Linked DNA regions of Homo sapiens: region 2 is linked to region 1. The links are chromatin contacts, found by Hi-C or POLR2A ChIA-PET in ENCODE. All regions are on one chromosome and are shown on one strand. The core of a region is the stretch at or near the end of the contact, and the rest is flanking DNA. Distances in the headings are between cores, read along the strand shown. Region 1 overlaps PREX1 (phosphatidylinositol-3,4,5-trisphosphate dependent Rac exchange factor 1). Region 2 has its middle 45 kb from the start of PREX1.

The links. A loop is a pair of places that touch in the nucleus more often than their neighbours do. ChIA-PET counts read pairs that join two places held with the same protein, here RNA polymerase II (POLR2A). Pooled maps may share reads with other maps.
Region 2: a pooled map shows a loop between it and region 1 (2.6-fold over the local background). The contact joins two enhancer-like sites. A Hi-C loop is called at or near these places in 4 of 50 pooled maps. POLR2A ChIA-PET finds 5 or more read pairs at or near these places in 2 of 52 experiments (Panc1 and common myeloid progenitor, CD34-positive).

Annotation. Positions count from the first base shown.
Region 1 is chr20:48,759,349-48,763,203 of GRCh38, reverse strand. The region is part of intron 1 of PREX1 (phosphatidylinositol-3,4,5-trisphosphate dependent Rac exchange factor 1); the gene reads left to right. Among named protein-coding and RNA genes, the nearest start is that of PREX1, 67 kb to the left of the region's middle. RefSeq lists enhancers at 1-307, 1,754-1,803 and a silencer at 2,334-2,383. Within about 2 kb of position 1,668, at least 16 of the 41 ENCODE cell types and tissues checked have a DNase peak (open chromatin) inside an H3K27ac peak, as active enhancers do.
Region 2 is chr20:48,870,853-48,874,707 of GRCh38, reverse strand. It overlaps a transcript of PREX1 not described here. Among named protein-coding and RNA genes, the nearest start is that of PREX1, 45 kb to the right of the region's middle. RefSeq lists an enhancer at 1,831-1,910. Within about 2 kb of position 1,852, at least 5 of the 41 ENCODE cell types and tissues checked have a DNase peak (open chromatin) inside an H3K27ac peak, as active enhancers do.

The DNA of each region.
Region 1 (3,855 bases), core at 419-2,918:
AAATTCTCCCCATGCCCCCGTGATGCAGGTATCTATTTCTTTTTTCTTCTTTTGGTGTAATAGTGTGAGATATAATTCACGTACCACCATACAGTTTACCCATTTGAAGTGTACAGGTGAATGGTTTTCGGTATATTCATAGAGTTGTACCACCATCTAATTTTAGGACCATTTCATCACTTCAGAAAGAAACTTCATATTGGCTGGGCATGATGGCTTACGCCTGTAATCCCAGAACTTTGGGAGGCCAAGGCAGGTGCATCACCTGAGGTCCGTAGTTTGAGACCAGCATGGCCAACATAGTGAAACCCTGTCTCTACTAAAAATACAAACATTAGCCAGGTGTGGAGGCATGCACCTGTAATCCCAGCTACTTGGGAGGTTGAGGCAGAAGAATCGCTTGAACCCAGAAGGCGGAGGTTGCAGTGAGCTGAGATGGTGCCACTGCACTCCAGCCTGGGTGACAGAGCGAGACTTTGTCTCAAAAAAAAAAAAAAAAAAAGAAACTTCATACCATTAGCAGTCAGGTACCATTTTTATATCCCCATTTCATAGAGAGGGAAGCTGAGACACAGAGAGGCTGTTTAGGGTCACACAGCCAGCAAATGACCGAACCAGGATTTGAACCCAAAATACTTGGCTCTGTCTAGAGGCCATTTTCTTAGCTTTGCTATAATGCAATGGTTCTTAACCAAGGATGATTTTGCCTCCAGGGGACATGGGCAATGTCTGGACACATTTTTGATTGTCACAACTGAGGAGAGGAGGGTTGTTATTTGTATCTAGAGGGTAGAGGGCAGGGAAGCTGCTGAGTGTCTTATAATACTCAGGACATCCCTCACAGCAAAGAACTATCCACTGAACTGTCAAGGTACCAAAGTTGAGAATCTCTGCTAGAATCCCACTCTGATGAGCCCATTTTTCAGGAAAAAAATCAACAACTGAGGAGCCCAAAGGAGTAGGGAGAAGCTGGGTTGTGAATGGGAAGGATTTTAGACCATTTCTGACAACAGTGAAGGGAGATAAATTCTGAACGGCTTGGAGAAGACTTAGCAGGAAAAAGATCTGCATTCCATTAGTGATGTCTGCCCTGGGTGAGGGTAAAGGCGAAGTAGCAGGTTCAGGTTTGCCTTGCCTGTGTCTAGGACAGAAGTCTCACACTCAGGTGTTCACAGGGCGCAGCAGTGGGTTGGGTGGTGGGAAATTGAGGAGCACTTGTCCTGGGTGAAGGTGATGGCTATCACTCTGCTCTACAGCACCTGCAGCCTTGTGGGCATTTGAGACCCATGTGTCAGTTTTTTCAAAAGAAGCTTGGAATTTGGATTTTAATGGGAAACCTGATATTCAAACTTAGGCCCAAGTTTCTCAAACCCCTCTGCAGGCCAAAGGAATGATGCCTCTGAGTTACCAGTTTGAGACCCATAAGGTAGCCCCATCATGTAGAGGAGGCTCTGCATAAATATCTGTTGAAGGAAGGATGGGTTGTTGGTGAACTCAGGAAAGTTTGTAGGCCAGGCCCCAGCCCCTTGATGGGGGCTGCGTGAAGAAAAGCATTGGGTTCCTCTCAGTGTCCCCCACTGCCTTCCCCCACTGTTGCATCAGACCTCTTCATGACAGGTTGTTGCAACTTGTTTTTTGCATCAACTTCCTCTCCCGATGTGGTGGGGAACGGGGCGGGGTGGGGTGAGAACTGGGCACCTTTTACCAGGGCCTAGAATCTGGGTGGGGGTGGGAGTAGTCTACTCTAGATGATTGATTGACTAATTAATTAAACACATCCTTTTCGAGGGTCTGCTGTGTGCTGGGTCCAATCCTAGGCTCTGGGACACCACAGTGACCTAGACAGACAAACATCCTTGCCTTCCTGGAGGTGAGACTCAAGTGGGCTAGATGGATAATAGACTGATATAAACACACATAATGTCCATGGTGACAGGTGCTGTGAGGAAAACAGAGCAGGGATAGACGTTTTCGATAGGATTGTCCTGGAAAGACTGAATGTGCCTCGGGGCCTTTGCCCCGGCTGTTGACCCTGCCCATGATGCTGTGTCCTCCGATACACGCAATGCTGTTTGCTCCCTGTGTCTGCTCAAATGCCATCTTCTCAGAACGGCTTTCTCTGAACAGCTCCTTGAAATGGCATTCCCACCTTATCCTTCTCTGTTTTCTTACCCTGCTTTAGTTTTCTTTGTAGCAATCATTCCTACCTGCCATTTTATTTTAAAATCAGTGTATAGTCTGTCTCTGCCACTACTTTGTGAAGGTGGGGAGTTAGTCTGATTTGTTCATTCACTGATGTGTCATTGGCTCTTAGCGCAGTGCCTGGCACATAATAGGTGTGCAGTAAGTATTTGCTGACTACACAGGCGAATGTAAGAATGCATAAGTCCTTCCGTGGCAGGGTCATGGCTTATATCTGTGTCTCCAGCACCCAGCTCGGTGCCTGGTGCACGGCAGGCCCTGGTTAACACTTGCTGGGATGGTTGGTACTCGGAGAGGACTTGTCCCCCTAGAATATCATCACAAGCAACTTCCTGCCCCTTTCCTAGTCCAGCCTCCCTCTCCTGGCTCAGCCTTTCTGCCACTTTTTCCAGGAAGTGTTTGTAGTTACAAAGTGTTCACCTGCATCATTTCACTTAAACCTCAACAACTACTCCTCCCCCCCTTTTTGTTTGGTCCAGGAAATTGACTCAGAAGTGTGGTGACTTGCTGAAGTCACGTGGTTGGCAGTCAGCAAGGAGGATGGGGCAGGGCAGAGGGGTGCGCTGGTGGTGATGAGGATGTGGGGGGCTCTGCAGTTTATAAAGCCTTCCCCTTCTCATCTCACCTCAGGAGACTCGGAAGCAGGCAGTCTATAATAATAGAGCTATTTGCAGGATGGAAAAAACTAATAAAAATAAGTAAAAATAGTGTGGGATAAATGTGAGTGTGCTTGGTGCATGTAGAAGCCCTACAGATGTGGTTGATCCAAATCCAGGTTTCCTTAGGAAGCACAGTGGGTTCTGTCTACCTGCACCAGGGCTTGGACTCCCTGCAGACACTCTAGAAACTCAAGATGGGGAGATCATAATAGCCAATGCTTTTTTTTTTTTGAGGCAGGGTCTTGCTTTGTCATCCAGGCTGAAGTGCAGTGGTGCGATCTTGGCTCACTGCAACCTCTGCCTCCTAGGCTGAAGTGATGCTCTCACCTCAGCCTCTCGAGTAGCTGGGACTACAGGTGTGCGCCACCACACCTGGCTATTTTGTTTGTTTGTTTGTATTTTTGGTAGAGATGAGGTTTTGCCGTATTGATTGATTGCTCGAACTCCTGGGTTCAAGCAATCAGCCTGCCTCGGCCTCCCACAGTGTTAGGATTACAGGTGTGAGCTCACAGGTGTGAGCCTGGCCAATAATAGCTAATGTTTTTTGAGCACCTGCTATGCACCAGGGACCATTCAAGTGCTTGTTATGTGTGTTAGCTTCTGTAATTCTCATTGTAATCCTGTGTACTCATTTTATCCCCCGTTATAGAGGAGGAAATGGAGGCAGAGAGAATAAATAATTTACTTCAGGTCTTAGAGCTTGTAAGCAGCAGAGCTGGGATTTGAGCCCATTTAAATGCTTTGCCTGTAGTATTTCTTTTTTTCTTTCTTTTCTTTTTTTTTTTTTTTTTTTGAGATGGAATCTTGCTCTGTTACCCAGGCTGGAGTGCAGTGGTGCGATTTCAGTTCATTGTAACCTCTGCTTCCCAGGTTCAAATGATTCTCCTGTCTTAGCCTCGCAAGTAGCTGGGATTACAGATGTGAGCCACCATGGCTGGCTAATTTTTGTATTTTTTGTAGAGACAGGGTTTCACTATGTTGGTCAGGCTGGTCG
Region 2 (3,855 bases), core at 603-3,102, 110 kb before region 1:
ACCGGGTTTTACCATGTTGGTCAGGCTGGTCTCAAACTCCTGACCTCAAGTCATCTGCCTGCCTTAGCCTCCCAAAGTGCTGGGATTACAGGTGGGAGCCACCATGCCTGGCCACATCCTGCCATCTTATTAAACTGCTTCAAGAGAGGCTCCTGGTTTCTTTGGCTTAATTGTAAGTGACCTGAGGGTGAAGGTCTTTCCTCCTCTTCATCATGTCTCCCAAACTCCCGCCACAACGCTAGTCATAGTGAACACTCTCCTAAATCACACGACACCACCCACCCCCTACACACACACACACACACACACACACACACACACACACACACACACACGGACACCCCTCCTCTGTGGTCCCAAAGGATAAATGTAGGGGGCTGATAACAACAGGTTTTGTGGTGCAACCTCTTGTGCTTTTATAGAGGCAGCTCACTGTAAATCAAAAGAATTTTTGGAAAGTCGTGGGTTCGAATTCTGGTTCAGCTATGTAAGAGGTGGGTGATCTTGGATAAGCATTTTAACCCCAGATTCCTCATTTATAAAATGGTGACCCCAAATGCCTAATTGTAGAGTCCATATAATAATTACATGACTAGATGCTTATAATTGTCAGGTACAAATACATGTAGAATGATCTCATTGTATTAAGTAAACGTTTCTGACCTGGGTGTGGTAGCATGCCTGTAGTCCCAGCTACTCGGGAGGCTGAGATGGGAGGATTGCTTGAGCCCAGGAGGTAGAGGCTGCAGTGGGCTGCGATTGCCCCACTGTAATCCAGCCTGGGTGACAGAGCAAGACTGTCTCGGCACCAAGGGGGCAAAATAGCTTTCTCTGTGTGTAAACGCCTGGGAAAAGTGTTTACCTCTAGGGAGTAGGGGGAAGATGGTGGGATGAGGAGCATGGTGACGTATTTTCCGCTGTTGTTGTGCTTTTATATTTTCTTGCTTGAATTTTTATTTTTTTAATTTTTATTTATTTATTTTTTTTGAGACAGAGTCTCGCTATTGTCATCCAGGCTAGAGTGAAGTGGCACAATCTCAGCTCACTGCAACCTCCACCTCCAGGGTTCAAGCTATTCTCCTGCCTCAGCCTCCCAAGTAGCTGGGATTATAGGCGCCCGCCACCATACCGGCTTTTTTTTTTTTTTTTTTTTGTATTTTTACTAGAGACTGGGTTTCACCATGTTGGCCAGGCCGGTCTTGAACTCCTGACCTCAGGTGACCTGCCCGTCTTGGCCTCCCAAAGTGCTGGGATTACAGGAGTGAGCCACTGCACCCGGCCTCTTGCTTGAATTTTTAATAAGACTGCACTCCTGTATTACTTGTTGCTGTAGATTAGACTGCCGTAGAGCAAACATTTCCCTTTTCCTCTTCCATTTCCCTGGAATGAATGGACTTCTCCATCTCATCTTTAGTCTTGGCCATGTGACTTGCTTTGGCCACTGAGATGGCAGTGGACATGAACCAAACAAAGGTTTGAAATGTACAGTGGAGGTGAACTTTTCCCTTGTGTGCCTGGCTTTCATGATACTGAGAACATGCCCTGAGTAGCCCACAAGTCCCAAAGGATGAGTGACACGCAGGGTAGATCAGAGCTGAGTCCAATGGCCAGAGGCCCAGCTGAGCTCATGAGACCAACAGCATCTCCTCAGAAAATCCACAGATCCATGAGCAAGAAATAAATGAGAGTTTGTTATGTAGCCAAAGCTGACTGGTACATGGTGTTATTTTGAAAAGAGAAAAAAAATTAAACAGAAAAAAATAAAATCAGGAAACAGAGTGCCCAGCAAATTGCTGTTGAGTAAATGTTACTTCCTCTTTCATCCTCTTACCCTCCTGAAAGGGCTGACTCAGGAGCCTCCGGAAATACTTCCGGGGCTCTGTTTGAACAGGTTGTCCTTCCTCATGGCACTTTGTACCCATTGCTTATTTTGTTATTTATTTATTTATTTATTTGTTTATTGAGACAGAGTCTCGCTCTGTTGCCCAGGCTGGAGTGCAATGACACGATCTCGGCTCACTGCAACCTCTGCCTCCCAGATTCAAGTGATTCTCCTGCCTCAGCCTCCTGAATAGTTGGAATTACAGGTGCCTGGCACCATACCCGGCTAATTTTTTATATTTTTTAGTATAGATGGGGTTTCACCATGTTAGCCAGGCTGCTCTTGAACTCCTGACCTCTAGTGATCTGCCTGCCTCGGCCTCCCCAAGTGCTGAGATTACAGGCATGAGCTGCCGATCCCGGCCACTTATCTTGTTCTGTCTTGTAAAATACTTAGTTGATCTCAAGCCTGTCTTGCCAACTGGAAGACAATTCCTTCCTTCAAGGAGTGTACAATCTAGTTGCACAAACACTGCAAATATAGAAAGGAATTGCTTTACATGTATATTCAACTTATACGTATCCAACTCTATGTGCTCAGTGAAAAAAAACCACAACATGGTGTGACGCATGTGGATGATTCTGCCCACTGCTCTTGTCTCAGTGAAGGTATGTCACGGAGGAGAACAAGTGAGAGAGGTACCCTGAATCTTTTTTTTTTTTTTTTTGAGACAGAGTCTTGCTCTGCCACCCAGGCTGGAGTGCAGTGGCATGATCTCGGCTCACTGCAAGCTCCGTCTCCCAGGTTCACGCCATTCTCCTGCCTCAGCCTCCCGAGTAGCTGGGACTACAGGTGCCCGCCACCACGCCCGGCTAGTTTTTTGTATTTTTAGTAGAGACGGGGTTTCACCATGTTAGCCAGGATGGTCTCGATCTCCTGACCTCGTGATCCGCCCGCCTCAGCCTCCCAAAGTGCTGGGATTACAGGCGTGAACCACCACGCCCGGCCGAGGTGCCCTGAATCTTGTCAGCCTTTCATAGCCTGAGTATTTTGGTGAGCTGGACCTGACTCTAATGTTTAAAGGTATATATTTTGTGTCTGGTGTGATTACCAAGCACAATTCACAATATAGACTATTATTATCTCCATATTATAGTTAAGAAAACTGAAGCTTAGGAGGGACAAGTAAATTACCCAAAATCATACAGCTTGCAGGAGGTTGAGCCAGGACTGACGCTCCAAGTCTGTCTGAATCCTAAGCTTCCTCAAGCACTTGGATAAAAGAACAGAAGTAAATATGGTTTTTTTTTTTTTTTTTTTTTTTTTTTTGAGATGGAGTCTCACTCTGTTGCCCAGGCTGGAGTGCAGTGCCACAATCTCATCTTGTTGCAACCTCTGCCTCCCGGGTTCAAGTGATTATCATGCTTCAGTCTCTTGAGTAGCTGGGATTACAGGCACCTGCCACTGCACCCAGCTAATTTTTGTATTTTTCATAGTAGAGACAGGGTTTTGCCATGTTACCCAGGTAGGTCTCGAATTCCTGACCTCAAGTGACCTGCCTGCTTTGGCCTCCCAAAGTGCTGGGATTACAGGCGTGAACCACCACGCCCGGCCGAGGTGCCCTGAATCTTGTCAGCCTTTCATAGCCTGAGTATTTTGGTGAGCTGGACCTGACTCTAATGTTTAAAGGTATATATTTTGTGTCTGGTGTGATTACCAAGCACAATTCACAATATAGACTATTATTATCTCCATATTATAGTTAAGAAAACTGAAGCTTAGGAGGGACAAGTAAATTACCCAAAATCATACAGCTTGCAGGAGGTTGAGCCAGGACTGACGCTCCAAGTCTGTCTGAATCCTAAGCTTCCTCAAGCACTTGGATAAAAGAACAGAAGTAAATATGGTTTTTTTTTTTTTTTTTTTTTTTTTTTTGAGATGGAGTCTCACTCTGTTGCCCAGGCTGGAGTGCAGTGCCACAATCTCATCTTGTTGCAACCTCTGCCTCCCGGGTTCAAGTGATTATCATGCTT